Linked DNA regions of Homo sapiens: region 1 is linked to region 2. A link is a loop called in an ENCODE intact Hi-C map of the cell type or tissue named here. Cell type or tissue: OCI-LY7. All regions are shown on one strand.

Evidence for each region. Peaks named below come from ENCODE experiments on the same cell type or tissue, not always from the same donor. Only the 100,000 strongest peaks of a DNase experiment are listed, where the experiment ranks them.
Region 1: it touches region 2 in a loop (4-fold over the local background); 11 of 110 quality-filtered maps call a loop at or near these places.

Annotation. Positions count from the first base shown.
Region 1 is chr13:78,134,576-78,142,575 of GRCh38, reverse strand. All of the region lies in intron 1 of OBI1-AS1 (OBI1 antisense RNA 1), which reads right to left. Among named protein-coding and RNA genes, the nearest start is that of OBI1-AS1, 84 kb to the right of the region's middle. In OCI-LY7, CTCF peaks have their summits at 4,559 and 4,761 (motif pointing left); a DNase peak (open chromatin) is centred at 4,715.
Region 2 is chr13:79,538,422-79,546,421 of GRCh38, reverse strand. NDFIP2 (Nedd4 family interacting protein 2) reads right to left here. Exons shown (of 8, transcript NM_019080.3): 4 at 6,647-6,740; 5 at 2,740-2,864. Among named protein-coding and RNA genes, the nearest start is that of LINC01068, 24 kb to the left of the region's middle. In OCI-LY7, CTCF peaks have their summits at 4,582 and 4,784 (motif pointing right); a DNase peak (open chromatin) is centred at 4,791.

The DNA of each region.
Region 1 (8,000 bases), 1.4 Mb after region 2:
AATTATCAGATGAAAAGTAAGAAAAACTCTCTACCTTTGTTAAGATCTGACACTGGAATCACACAGCTGGTAGCAAAGTTAGTTATCATCTAATCCAAATCTTAATAAAATGTTTTACTCTTCTAAACATGAGACTTCTATGATTCAGAAACACTGCTGTTGAATATGGAAACACAAACTACATAATCTAGATTATATTTTAGCAGAATAAAAACTGACATTATATATATTTTTTTATTCTGCTCTGTTTTCTTTAGTTTTCCTCCCACTTATCCGCTTCCTTCTTCCTTCAACTCCCACACCTGTAACCCCAGCACTTTGGGAGGCCAAGGCAGGTGGATCATGAGGTCAGGAGTTCGAGACCAGTCTGGCCAACATGGTGAAACCCAGTATCTACTAAAAATACAAAAATTAGCTGGGTGTGGTGGCACACACCTGTAATCCTAGCTACTTGGCTACTTGGGAGAAGGAGAGGCAGGAGAATTGCTTGAACCCGGGAGGCGGAGGTGGCAGTGAGTGGAGATTGTGCCACTGCACTCCAGTCTGGGCAACAAAGCAAGATTCAGTCTCAAAAAAAAAAAAAAAAAAAAACCTCTAAGGACTGTGAGTTTCATTAATCTCAAACTCCCATACTACCTAACACATAGAATGTCCCCATGAACACATGCAAATTAAATTGCAAACAACAATGCATCTAGCTAAACAAATAGAGAAGAGACGCTCAATTTATGCATCTTCAAAATGAAAGAAGATTATAAGCGTAAGCCACCGTACCCAGCCTATACCTTAACTGAAAGTAAGGTACTCTCAATTAAGGTATAGGCTGGGTACAGTGGCTTATGCTTGTAATCTCAACACTTTGGGAGGCTGAGGCAGGTGAATCACTTCAGCCCAGGAGTTTGAGATTAACCTTGGCAACATAGTGAAACCCTGTCTCCACCAAAAAAAAAAAAAAAATACAAAAAGTAGCCAGGTGTGGTGGTGCATGCCTGTAGTTTCAGCTACTTGGATGGCTGAGGTGGGAGCATCTCTTGAACCTAGGAAGTCAAGGCTACAGTGAGCTGAGATCCTACCACTGCACTCCAGCCTGGGTGACAAAGTGAGACCCTGTCTCTAAAATAAAACAAAAGAAGGTATAACTCCCTTACAAAGGACAAAAAAATCAAATTTTTATTTCTATCATGTAAACTCTAATTATAAGAGGGAATAATCAGCATCAGGATCTGTTACCAGTATTTTAATTTGTGCCAGAAATTAGCCTAACACTCAGTACTGTCTAATTTATTGAATAATAATGTCATAGATGGTTTGACTGCAGTGCAGCTATTCAAAAGTAAAAGAGAGAATAGTCAATGTAATTACCTAGTCAATTTAAGAAAAGACTCATAATTTTGTGTCACTTAGTTCTCATCTCTATCTTGAGCCGTAAAAGAACCCTTCATTATGTAAACTATGTTAACTATGACCAAAGTGGTTGACGATCCCAGACAAAGTCTATCAGATGAATCCCGATGCTTCCACATTCACTGACTTGCTTCTTCAAGGGTCACTGCTGAATAAAATACCTGGTGGGAATATTTCCAGTAGCTCTATCAAGATCATTTTAAGAATAATTTTAAGCCTGTATGTTAGATACTATTTTGACAAGTTGCTACGGCTTTGCTGTTACCCTGAATGTGCCATTTTCTTCACATCTCTCAAGTGAGAAATCACCAGAGATCTAACCAGTGATTTAGTGTTCATGCATGCCAGAGAGAGGCTTCAATGGTTCGTTAACGTAGGCTGATTCCTACTCCTGCTACCTTTGATTCTGGTTTTAATATAAGCTTCCTATCTGTGTGACTGTCACGGGCATAACCTGAGCACACAGCTGACAGCTGAGAAACCAGAAAGTTATTTTTCAATCATGTATAGGAAGCCTCATTATTTAGACCAAAATTATAATAATAATAAATGTAACTTCTTCATATCACCCAAGTGACTGTCTTGAGTGTTGTTTATAAGTCATTGTCAGCCTGTAAAGATCTCTCTTGTTACGTAGGAAATTAAAAGTGATTTTGTGTTAAGATCCCTTTTATACACTTATATTAAAATTCTTTTTCCAGAAGCGCTAACAATTATTTTGTATGACCAATAGAGAATTGCAACAGTTTTTGTTGTGTTGATACTCAATGACTTATGATGCTGAAAAACTAGTGAGGAAACAAAATAAGATGGCCAAAGCAGGCAATCTGGATTTTATGTATCAAAAACACTTGATGGTATGAGTCTTCCCAAAGAAGCAGTGACTCGCTTAGTGGATAAACCAAGAAATAATGAAAAGGAATAGTGTCATAAAAGATGCCTTTAAAATCCATTTGTATCTTGTCCTCAATAGCAAAGTACTGCTTGGAGTATTTTTGTTTTGTTTTATTTTTTAACAGAAGGGATGAAAAGGTATCTTTTTGTAGTAGCTCAGTGAGGTACCTCAGAAAAGTTGGAAATGAGCCTAAGGCACTAACACTCGTCCAAAGGTCCCTGGCCTAGCAGCACAAGCAGGGTTCCCACTAGGCCCAGCACTCATGAGATTTGCATTAGATCTCTGGGCTTTAAAGCACACAGGCAGCAAAAGATCGAGGGGCTGATATACTCTCACATTTCAGCACTAATTAGATAAAAAAGGGAAGGGCAGGGCATGCACCATTGTGTCCTGGAACAGAGAGAGAACACTAGTGAAATCTGAATAAATGCTGCAATTTAGTTAATAGTATTTTACCAAAGTTAATTTCTTAGTTTTGACAAATGTACCATGTTGACATGAGAAGAAGCTGAATGGAGTGTTAATGAGAACTCTCGTACTATCTTTGCAACTTTTCTCTTAATCTAAAATTATTCCAAATTAAAATGGTAAAAAAAGAGAGCAAGAACAGTGGTTCTTGATTCCTCTTCAGCTACTGGGTTGTGGTTATAGGAGACAGGTAAGAGCTATGATGCAGTTATCACTCAGTAACATATCCCATCAGCACATACAGAAATTATAATACCAATAATTTACATAACTGAAGAAGTAAAAGACAATTGGCTATCATTAGGCTGATTCACATAACCACTCACAAGAGTTTCATTTTCCTATAACACTCTAACCCCATCATTTTGTCTGGAAAAGATAAGCTCTATGCTCTAGGTCACAATTAATTAAATTAATGAAGAGTCCATATTTTATACGAGCCATTATTCAGAACATGATAGGTTCTGTGACTATTTACAAATTAGGGAAAATATAAAATTGACCCTATATGCAACCATTAAATAGAGATGTAATGTTTAGAACATTCAAATTCAACAACAACAACAAAAAACAACTTCCAGAGAAAGATTGAAATTGTCCTGAATTATTCTGTTGTCCAGATCTGCTTTATCATTGCTAGCTGGGGGATTTTTGCAGACTTCTTAACTGCCCTATGCTTCCATTTCCTTACCAAAAAAAATGAAGCTGCTAATAGGATCTGGGTCCAAAGTTTGACAAACAAAAAAGTGAGATAATGTAGGCACATTCTTGACAAAGTAAGCATTCTGTCACTTTTTATTAGGGTTTCAACATCACTTGGAATCCCAGGGCTGTTCACACAAAGGCTGCCTGTAAAAGCAGACAGTACTTGGCCAGGTGCGGTGGCTCACACCTGTGATCTCAACACATTCGGAGGTCAAGGTGGGAGGATTGCTGGACACAAGGAGTCCCAGATGTGCCTGGGAAACAAAGTGAGACCCCCATCTCTAAAAAAAAAATAATAATAATAAATAAAATAAAATAAAATAAAATAAAATAGAAAAAATTGGCTGGTCATGGTGATGGGTGTCTGTAGTCCCAGTTACTCCAGAGGCTGAGCTGGGAGGATAGCTTGAGCCTGTGAGGTTGAGGCTGCAGCGAGCTGTGATCATGCCATTATACTCTAGCCTGACGGAGTACAATGCCTCAGAGTATTCTTTTAAAAGTAGACAGTACACAGACAGACATTGGTCTAAACTTCAGGCCCTGAACTATACTCTGTGTTTCTTTTAACTAGCACAAAACTGCTGATAAATAGGATTGCTGCATGAAGCAAGCCAATACAGTGGGCAGATGTTAGATGAGTTCAAATTACAGCTGAACAAAACTTAAGGTATATTTGAATGCTGAGTTCTTCATATTTTTTCATATTTGTCTCAATCTTGTGGTACTCTGTAAAGCTAATGGTCGCTGATAATGCAATGAATAATTTGCCATTGTAAACTCGAGCTGCAAACTGAATGGATAATCTGTCCACTTTCTGTTGCTTGGGTTAGGCTGGTGTGCCAAAATAGAATATAGAATTTGTAGATAATATATACAGAACTTAAAATTTTAAGATAAAGAGATGATGCCAGTATTCTGCTTGGGACATTAAAGAGTAGGTGTTTGGCTTTCTGGGTGGGTGGACATATGCTGCTCGGGAGGTCACCACTTCCTGAACTAGAGAACCTTCAGAGGCATCTCTAACCTCCAGGGGCAACGTCACAAGAGTTTTACATGCTAATTGGCAGACTCTGAGGTCACTCCCTAAAGCACCACTTCCTTGTGGAATGTAAAGACAGTGTGCCAGGATCAGCCAGACCACCTGTGGGCGGGTGAGGAACAGTACTGGGGTAAATGTGGAGGCACCAGCTCTTAGAGCCGTCTCTTCCCATCCTGTTTGTAGCTGGAATGCACAGCCTTAACATACTATTCTGCTTAATCAATTCTGCCATCTAGTGGCTACTTTCTACCCTACTACTTTTCCTTTCCGGCTTTCCCTGTCTGATACAATCGAGGGACAGATAAGGATGCTCAAAGCCTGGGATGCCAGTTAGTAGTGGGTGGGGAAGAGGGGGAGGGAAATTGCAACCCTCCCATAAGAAAAGTAATCATTGGATGAAAAACAGGAGAGGTTCTTGGGGACTTACCTCCAGAAAACCAAGCATATAGGAGTCATGCTGGGCTATGTGGCTTCAGATCAGCAGAGAGAACAGCAGGCTCAGAGACCACATGTTAAGCAAAAATCCAAAAATCTTCAAAGACCTTCCAATGCCAAAAACCTGTGATGAAAATCCCCCTGGGTCTCAACCACCTTTGAAGGCAGCCTTTGGTTAGCCCTGCCCCCTCCTTTCTCTGAAAGCTGTGTGTGCCCCTACTCTGGGCCCCAAGCTGGTTTTTTTTTTTTTTTTTTTTTTTTTTTTTAAGAAAAAGAAAGGTTATTTGTACTCCTGAAGACATACAGGGGAGAGATGCGATTACTTATAGCTCAAAACCCTTCGCTTTTGAATGCAATTTACTTACCTTATGTCTGCAAACTCTGATACTAATGGATCACCATATATCCTAATCATCAGATTAAGATAATGCACTAATAAAGATACCATCTGATAATTGAGACTGCTGCATGTTTCATATTGCCATCAGAGACTAAGTGTAGAAGTCTTTGGGATGCAGTATTGAGTGAGGAAGTAATTATTTCCATGATTGCTGATGCTTTTCCAGAACACTGATTTTTTTTTAAAAAAAAAGCAGTGAAACGTTTATTTGAAGATAAAAATAAAATTTTGTTATGAACCAGTATATTAGGATTTCTCACAGCATTTCAAACAAACATGGAATTCAATAGGAACTTTATATATTTGTGTTACCACTGACCTGAGAGCAACCTGAAACTTTCCCCAAGAATCAGTATGTTGAATGCTGCAAAACAGAAACCTTTGTAACATTTTTCTTGTTATAAAATAAATGCCAGTTATTGGTGAAACATTCAAGAGACTAGAGAAAAGTATAAATTAAAAAATGATAATCAAAAAAAATCAATATCATTTTCGCTCCCTTGACTTAAATATTGTTGACACTTACATATTTTATACTAACCATTTGATTGCCTTAGTACGAGGCAGTTATTTTTGTTTCTGCTGACTTTCCCTTACGTAGTTTATAATTTTTATTGTGAGCTCATCTTAAGTTGGTATTTTATTATTGTTGTTGTATTATATGATTGTCTCCCCTGAGGGGGTGTTTTGTACCCTCTTCTTATGGAAGACTCTCTATATTTGCTTTTGCAGAATGCCCCAGAGACTTTGCTGGTTTCAGATATTCCATTAGTTTCTCTGCTCAGGAATCATATACAACATGGATGTAAAAATTTGGACTTCAGAGTAGAGGTTTTGATTTCTCCTGAGAGGTTTATTTATTTGCCTATAGAAAAGCTTTCTTAACTTTTCCCAGAACTGTTCTTTAAGAACGGGGCAACCCTGGGAGGCGGAGATTGCGGTGAGCCGAGATCGCGCCATTGCACTCCAGCCTGGGCAACAAAGAGCGAAACTCCATCTCAAAAAAAAACAAAAAAAAAAAGAAAGAAAGAAAGAAAGGAAGGGAGGGAGGGAGGGAGGGCGGGAGGAAGGGAGGGAGGGAGGGCGGGAGGAAGGGAGGGAGGGAGGGCGGGAGGAAGGAAGGAAGGAAGGAAGGAAGGAAGGAAGGAAGGAAGGAAGGAAGGAAGGAAGGAAAAGGAAAGGAAAGAAAGGAAAGAAAAGAAAAGAAAAGAAAAGAAAAAAGAAAAGAAAAGAAAAGAAAAAGAAAAGAAAAGAAAAGAAAAGAAAAGAAAAAAGGGGCAACCCTTCCAGGCCTAACTTTATGTCTTGGGCCTCATGGCATGGCTTCCCTGTTGGATGTATATTTGATTATCAATATCCCAAGAACCAGAGCCCTAATTCATACACTTACATTCTGCCTATGGTTAACCTCCTTGACTCTGCAACTAGACATTCTCCTTCTAACTCATCTTTAGATTTTTACTAAAGCAATATTGTTATATTTTATATAGCATTTCACAAGTTTTAGTGGAAAGTGGCTCACATTGCGTCAGTCTGCCATATTGCTGGAACTCAAGTATTTTCCTGTCTATGTATACTGTTTCATATAGCTGAAATAGTATACCACATCCTCACACCAAATTCTCCCTAAATTAGAGTAAAAAATAAGTTCTGTCATTCAAACCCTTCAAAGCTTCCAGGGTTAAACTCCTGCTCCATCTGTTCTTTTACTTAGAGACATCCAGCACTACCATCTGTTTTGAACATGTTTTATAGTAAGTGTTGTGGCCACTGATAATTTATACTTATTAAGAATCATTATAATATAAAAATACCGAAATGTAGAAATAACTCACTTAACATTCTTACAACAAGGCACTCACCACGCAGTTGTAGAGAGCTGTAGAGTATTATATTGAAATCCATGAACTCAATATTTTAGATCTGAAAACTACCTTAGAAACCATTTGCAGTAACCAACTCTTTTAATTGAGAAAACTAGGCCCTAAGAGTTCAAGAACAACATCCTAAGGTCTCTGCAAAACCTCTAGCAAAATGGCACCAAGGCACTGTGTACTGTTCAGAGTCAACTCAACACTCCAAAGTAAAATAAGTATCCAGATAATCTCCTTGTTAAACTTATTAATAAACCTTAAGGTGACTATCTGGAATGAACAGTTATTAGCTGGGTAGGGTGATGCATGCCTATACTCCCAGCACTTTGGGAGGTCGAGGTAGGAGGATGACTGGAGCCCAGAAGTTCAAGACCAGCCTGGGCAACATGGCGAGACCTTGTCTCTACAAAAAATAAAAATACAAATTTTAGCTGGGCGTCGTGGCTTGCACCTGTAGTCCTAGCTACTCCTGAGGCTAGGTGGGAGGATCCCTTGAGTCCAGGTGTTCAAGGCCACAGTGAGCCATGATTGTGCCACTGCACTCCAGCCTGGGTGACAGAACAGAACCCTGCCTCTAAAAAAAAAAAAAAAATTGTCTATGTAACTTATGACACTTTTCATTTTAATGTTGTAATATGTTAGAGTCCACTCACATTGTCTGTAGTTCTAACAGTTCCATAATTTACTTTTAAAATTTCAACATAATTAATGGAATCCTGACTAATGCCAAATAATAATGGTTTGTAAATGAATACAAACCATTTTGCAGCTACAGGTGTA
Region 2 (8,000 bases):
ATTGTTTACATCCTGTCTACTTTCAAAATGTACTTTGTTAGTTTTTAATAAAACACATATGTATTTTTAACCACATAATAAAAAACCTTAGATAGAAGTAGTATCAGAAGGCTAGGCTAAAGATATTTACACAAAATCCGAGGTTCATCGCAGCTCAGATACAAAATGGACAGCGGCAGTATGATTTATAAATTACTTATTGTCTAATGAAAGGGAACACCAGGTTTTTAGGAGAAAACTTTTCTCTCAGCACTAAACTCTAAGAGGAATGTTTTACTTGGAGCATTATAGTAAAAGTCAAAGTACAGTGTAACAGAGGCAGTACAGAAATAGGAAAATAGGCAATGAATTGAGACCAAGGTAGATGTCAATTCACATTAAAAACTGTGAGACTGGCCTGGCGCGGTGGCTCACGCCTGTAATCCTAGCACTTTGGGAGGCCAAGGCAGGCAGATTGCCTGAGCTTGAGATCAGCCTGGGCAACGCGGTGAAACCCTGTCTCTACAAAAATACAAAAAATTAGCCAGGCGTGGAGGCATGTGCCCATGGTCCCAGCTACTTGGAGGATGAGGCAGGAGAATTGCTTGAACCCGGGAGGCGGAGGTTGCAGTGAGCCAAGATGGCACCACTGCACTCCAGCCTGGGCGACAGAGTGAGACCCCGTCTCCACAAAAAAAACAACTGTGGGACCTTGAGCAAATTATTTGACTCTTTTTATTCTTAGTTTCATCACCAATAAAATGGCTAGATCATCACCAGCATCAGAGATACAGTTAAAGTTTGAAAATTCGTTGCTTGTAACAAATTATGCCTGGCATACACTAAGGGTTAAATGAATGGCAGTTATTGTTATTTTATACAAAAGATTTTTTTAAGTCCTTTTCTTATAACACTTCTTAGTACACACTAAAGGCATAACATTAACTCTAACTCAGTAAAAGTATTTTAAGGGAAACTAAACAGTCCTGGTGATCAAACTTGATGACAGTATTTACCTTACAAAACTGTAAGAAACTCTAGTCTTTGAATTTAAGTTCCCCATCTTATCACATCAACTAGAGGTGATAACTAGATAATCTAATCCCTTCTCAACCTGAGGTTCTTATGAGAAAATTAAGCTGTAATACTTTAAGGACATAAGTTGTATAAGATGCATTAACTTCTTTCTTACACATCTAGAATGATACTAGCAATTTACTAACAGGGAGAATTGAGAAAACAGTCCTCATATCATTTTCTATGTTCTGTGATTTAGATGAGAAATCCCATTTGAATAATAGTGCTTAATTCTATTAGTATCATAATCAACATTGGACTTATCTAGGCCCAACTTTGAGGTTTTTTTAATAATAATTTCTATAAGGGAAGGGACTGTGCCTTTATCTTTGTATGTTCTGTAACAGCTAATAGATTTATACTTGTGTTAGGAACCCACTGTACATCTTTTGCAATAAAATTAAAACAAGAAATTGTCAGGGGATAGTTCTAATGATGGCTCAAATTTTAACTATCTTAGAAGAAACCAGTCCATAGGTCCCAACCAAGAATTAACTGATTAATAATCAAAACCTATGGATTACTGAAACCCTGGAAAGCTATAAGTTTTAAAATAATGAAGAAATGCATTACATCCATAAACATTAATATTTTCATAGTGGGTACTTTTAAATCAACTTCATAATATATATTATTAAAGTGAACATTTAAGAGAAGCTAATATATTTGATCTATGATTCTACTAAAAATTTTAGGAGGATTTAGCTCATTCAATTAGAAATCAATGTTTAAATGTAGAATGTATGTATTTTAATTTATTAATTGTATAACAGCATTTAAAATGTGTAGGTAATTTTTCAAAAGACTTATTACAACAGTAAGTAAAGCACTCTTGATCATTCTCCTAGATCTTACAGTTAAAAAAAAAAAAAACTAGGAAGAAACATTTGTAAAAAGAAGTCAAAAGAGGCCTTCAAAAGGCTGGGGGATGATTATGCGAACAACACTAATGCCTATGCAATTTTTACAGAAAACTATCTGGAGACTAGAAAAGTTGTTAAGATGGGGAACTTGTCTCCCTACGCACTATCTTGTAAATTATAAGAAGGCAGGGGGTGACTTCAGGGAACAACAGGAAAATAAGGAAGGTTAGAAGAAGCATGAGGGAAAAAAAGAGTTCTGATAACCACTTCACAGGCCTTCACTTTTGAGCTCTCAATGTTTTCAAAAGAAAACAGTGAGAAGATATTTAAGGTCATGATAATGTGACTAAACGAGAAATTTTTATGTTTTAACTTAATTTAGGCATACCTGCACTATATCACAATAATAGTAGCCATGATTTACTGAGCACATATATTTGTGCAGTAACTGGATAAGGTACTTTAATTACATTATTTCCATACCTCATAAAAATCCTACAAGGCAGCTATTATCAGCCTATTATAAAGAAACTAATGCTCAGAACAATTAAATAAAGTTAAGACATATAAAAAAGATGAGATTCAAACTTAAATTTTTATTATTTCAAAGTTCTTTCCACTATATTAACAACTTCTCATATGATAAAGTTATAAAGTGTTCATACCACAGAGCTCACTATAATGATTAAGTATAGGATTTAAGAATAAGCCTTGAAATAACTGAATTCATGAAAATAAAGTGACCATTTATGAACCACACAGAAAATTTCATACATCTCATTTTAGAGATAAAAGAGATACAGGCTATCAAGACACTCACCCTGACAATAAGGATCCATTTGATCAAGGAAAGGCCAAATCCGCAGATAGCACCATACCTTCCAGCTATGGTATTGGTGATACAGAAGGATAAACAAAATCCAAGCCAGTTGAAAATAAATGCCACTAAAAGCAACAGAAACCGTTCTTTTATAAACCACAATTTGGAAACAAATTAACATAGACATATTAATAATATTTCATGGCTCAATGGAAACAGCAGCTCCCTTTCTTTTAACTCTGCCAATTAAGCCTTCTTTATAGACTATAGCCTACTTTTTGCAAATGGCTTATTTGCTATACTGTATATCAACAAATGGGTAAGCTTGGTTTCTTGTCAGTTTGGCCAACAGGAATCCATTCCTGAAAGCTTATCATTAATGGTTGTAACTGCAGTTATAAACTAGCTTAAAACCAGATCACAATGTATCTCACATGTGGTTCCACCCAAGAAGTCCAGCCTAAGCAATCAGCCAACAAAATTGGCTTTTTAAAAAAGGTAAAGCAGGCCAGGCACAGTGGCTCATGCCTGTAATCCCAGCACTTTGGGAGGCCAAGGCAGGGGGATCAGCTGAGGTCAGGAGTTCGAGACCAGCCTGGCCAACATGGTGAAACCCTGTCTCTACTAAAAATATAAAAATTAGCCGGGTGTGGTGGTGGGCACCTGTAATCCCAGCTACTTGGGAAGCTGAGGCAGGAGAATTGCTTGAACCTGGGAGGTAGAGGTTGCAGTGGGCCAAGATCACGCCACTGCACTGGAATGTGGGCAACAGAGCAAGACTCCGGCTCAAAAAAAAAAAGGAAAAAAAAGGTAAACAAAACAATAAAATTGAATACTTGACAAATACTTTATGGGTTTCCTCAGCTGTAATTACAATTCTTAGATGTTCCTTTTCTGAATTTACTTATGCTATGTAATGTCATGTAAAAGCTATATAAAAAACAGCTTTTTGTGGACAGAATAAGACATCAATGTTTTGTTTTCCAAGATGTGTCAAGATGTGTAGTGTCCAGATAACCCCTTTAAAAACTGTAACTTTTTGACTTGTATATGGTAGGTGCTCAAAAGAATAAACTGAATAAAGATGCTTAACATCAATTGTTAGGGAAATAAAAATTAAACCACAATAAGATACCATCACCAAACTATTAGAATGTCTGAAAAAAAAAACAAAAAACAGAACAACACAAAAAAACCATCAACACCAAATACGGGCAAGGACACAGAGCAACAGGAACTCTCATTCATTGCTGGTGGGAATGCAAAATAGTACAGCCACTTTGGAAGACAGTTTGGCAATTTCTTACAAATCAGAATTCACATTTCAAAACACCCTTCTAATTATTTTAAGGTTACAAATACCTTCTCTTTCTGTTTCCCTCAAGTCTAAAATGATAATAATGCAGGTGATTACTTATTATCATGGCATGCTGATGTGAAGATTCACACACGGTACAAATGGCTAAACCTCAGAAGAAAAGTTTTCTAAACAGGATCAAATAAGAGCCCATTACATTTTGAAGTACTAAAATTTAAGGTCATTTCCATAGACTGTCAATTATCCATAAACTTTTCATTTCTAGTATTTGGCAAATAACCAAATTCTGTTCCATTCTCTTAGAAAATTTCTTAAAAATAAGATCAGAGATATGCACATTAGGCATGTATCTGAGGCATTTTATGGTAACACTTTAAAAGGATTTTGAGAAGCAAAAGCATTATTACAAACATTTCTTCTTTTACATTTTCTGAACAAGAATATGCAATTATCTTACCAAATTTAAGTGTAAACTTTTTTTAGGTTATGTGAGGTAAAACACTGAAAATAAAGAAGGAAAGAATTAAGCCACCAAAAGGTTTTAATTGAAATAGTCTTATTGATATTCACTGTAATTTTACTTGTGCAAGTTATATAACCTGAAATGCTTAAGTTATAATTAAACCACACTAAAAATAAAATCTATTTCTGGACCTTTTTACCCACAGTAGCTATTAGATATTTAAGAAACACGGAAAATATAGCAAGTTGCAATTTGAAAAACAGCCACTAGATGGTAGTGATGACAAACAAATCTATGCTTATCAAGCAAATAAACTCTAGGCCTATAGCCTGCCAGAAAAAAAAATCAGGAAATACAGGTAAAAATATAAATTTACTGTTATAATGTTGGTACAATATTTGTAAAACAGGAAGCATTAAATATATAAGTTGTGGAAACAATTTAGTAAAAATTTAGTAAAATATATATTAAATCTATTAAATATAAATATATACATTTACATTATATTAACTAATATACTACCACTGGCTAAGAATAAAGTCATCCAGTGTGTCTAAGTTACCATGCATTTATAACACATCAGTGAAAGGGCTTCAAATCTAAAAAATTAAAATTAAAAAGAAGATACTGGTGGTAAGTGAAATAAACGGAGAAATAAGACTTCTGAGTTGCATAATTAGAAGGTGTCAAATAACATGTTTTTATTCCCCAGAACCAGGTATTTATACTAAAAATAATACAATATATTTAGATCCTTTCCTTTCTAATTAAGGTTTCTTAAAAGGTATAATAACAATGAAAGTAATGAATGTTTAAGCTACTCTTTTTTGTAAACAAACTGTGAGAAGTTTGTTATTAAAATGTTATTAATATATAGGATTACCAGTTAAACCAAAATTAAGATAAAAACCAAGGTTCACAGGACTAATATTACAAAACAGCACTCATTTGTAACCACAGTTTATTTCCTTTTTATTATACCTAACATTATATAACTAGAAATTGTAACTAAAACCAATTTAAGATTTAAATCTTGCATATACATTAGCTGGTTGACAACGTGAACATTACAATTAGTAAATTTGAGGAGCTGTCTGCCCTCCTTGCTCATTCCCCTCCCCGTCTTTTCTTCAGCAGATGAAAATAGAAGGGAAGCAAGAAACCATTTCAAACTTGGAGGACAGGGTTTACATGGACTTTCAGACTCAAAAGTGACAACTCACGAAGGCTGTATTTTCTACTTTTTAAAGCTGAATGTGGCACTTTAAATAAGTAAATTATTTCTCGGTTTTATGATCATAATAAAGCTTTTAACTAAATTGAATTAAATCAGCATTCTATCCAAGAATGAAAGCTTGATCATTTAACCAGATTGAGGGCAGAAATTAACTATATCATAGACTAATAAACTTACTTAAATGAATATTGGGTTTCTACCACTGGCTTTAGTAATTTAAACAGTTGATTGGGCATCTTATTATTTAATGAGTTTACTATGTCAATCCCTGTATTATGAATTGAAATAATGAAGACTTTGACACAGTCTTCCCTCAAGAAGATTAAATTTACTTTATAAGTCAAATACTAAGAATTCTGCAAGATGTTAAAATGTTACTGTTTCTGATCTTCTAACTACTTAACATTCCCCCAAATAAGACTTATACTTTCATAACTGTCTGTCCCAAGTGACACTGTTCCAGTTGCCCAGAATATCTGTTTTTCCAATCCTTCTTCTAGCTTAAGGACACTCAAATGGAAATCCTCTGCCCCAATAGTGCAATTTATAGTTTCATTCTATACGCTCCTACAGAGCTGAATGGGCACCAATATAGCAGTATTTCTCTTTAAAAATCTGAAATAGCTTAAATATGCTTATGTACTTTTACATGTCAGCATCTTCATAATGGCTGCAACGCATAAATTTATCCAACAAGAGTTTGATAAATTCTAGGATTTGTATTTAAACATATGATCACAGTATTCATTAGTCCAATATCAGGAACAATTTACATTTTAAGAAAGGTAGACATATGCTAACAATATTTGCTTCTCTTCACTATGTTACTTTAATACACATACAGCCAATTCATAAAAACAACCCAAAATAGTTTAGGAAGATTACTTACTGAAAAATGCCAGCATGAAAATGCCATCATTCCCCACTCTGAGCTGGTCTGCATCACTGAAGTCATCTCTTGGTGGACACTCTTCCTCCTGAATCTGTAAATATGTAACATTGGAATAGCTCACTAAAAATTACAACTTTATCATCTTAAATGTAAGCATAAGAACTTCAGCAACATCTAATGTTCTCAATTTGTTGTATAGACAAATGCAATAATGAGTACAATGTCTGGCACAGAGTAATCAATAAGCATTAGCAACTAATATTTTTTCACAGTCACATTTGAAAAGAGTAACTTTAAAGATAAACACAAAAAAGATAAAAGATGAATAACATCAAACTCATAAAAATGGTATCAAGAAGATACATGTGACAGTGCTCCATTAGTAATGACTGGGAAATAAGAACTTTCATAACCAGTGGTGGAGTATAAATTGGTACAACTTATATTGTTGGCAATTTTGCAATAATTATCAAAAATAAAAATGTGCATACCCTATGATCCAGCAATTCCAGTTCTTAAAATACACTGCACATATATATATATGTATACACACACACACATATTCCCTCTTATAAAAATGATGTATTAAAGATAATTCATTCCAGCAATGTTAATAAGAGCAAAAGATTAGATACAATCTAAATGCCCATCAACAGCAGACTATGTTAGGAGACAATTCTCCCCAAGTCTATCATGTTTCTACATGTCTTCCAGGTAGAGGCATTGGTGGCCTTTTTTCTGGAAAAGCTGCCGGCATTCGATGCCAGTCCCTCAAGCAGCCACAGAGCTGTACACTGCAAAGCCTCAGGGGCAGAGCTACCCAAGGCCTGGGAAGCCCACCCCTTGTACCAGTAAGCCCTGGATGTGAGACGTGGAGTCAAAGATTATTCTGGCCAGGCGCTGTGGCTCACGCCTATAATCTCACACTTTGGAAGGCCAAGACAGGTGGATCACTTCAGGCCAGGAGTTCAAGACCTGCCTGGCCAGCATGGTGAAACCCTGCCTCTACTAAAAATACAAAAATTAGCCAGGTATGGTGGCACATGCCTGTAATCCCAGCTACTCAGGAGGCTGAGGCATGAGAATCGCTTGAACTCGGGAGGTAGCAGCTGCAGTGAGCCGAGATCACACCGCTGCACTCCAGTCTGGGCGACAGTGAGACCGTCTCAAAAAAATATTATCTTGGAACTTTAGGATTTAATGACTGTCAGGCTTGGTTTCGGTCTTCCATGGGGCTTGTATCCCCTTTTGTTGGCCAATTTCTCCCTTTTGGAACCAGCATATTTACCCAATGCCTATAGTGCCATTTTATCTTAGAAGTAATTAGCTTGTTTTTGATTTTACAGGCCCG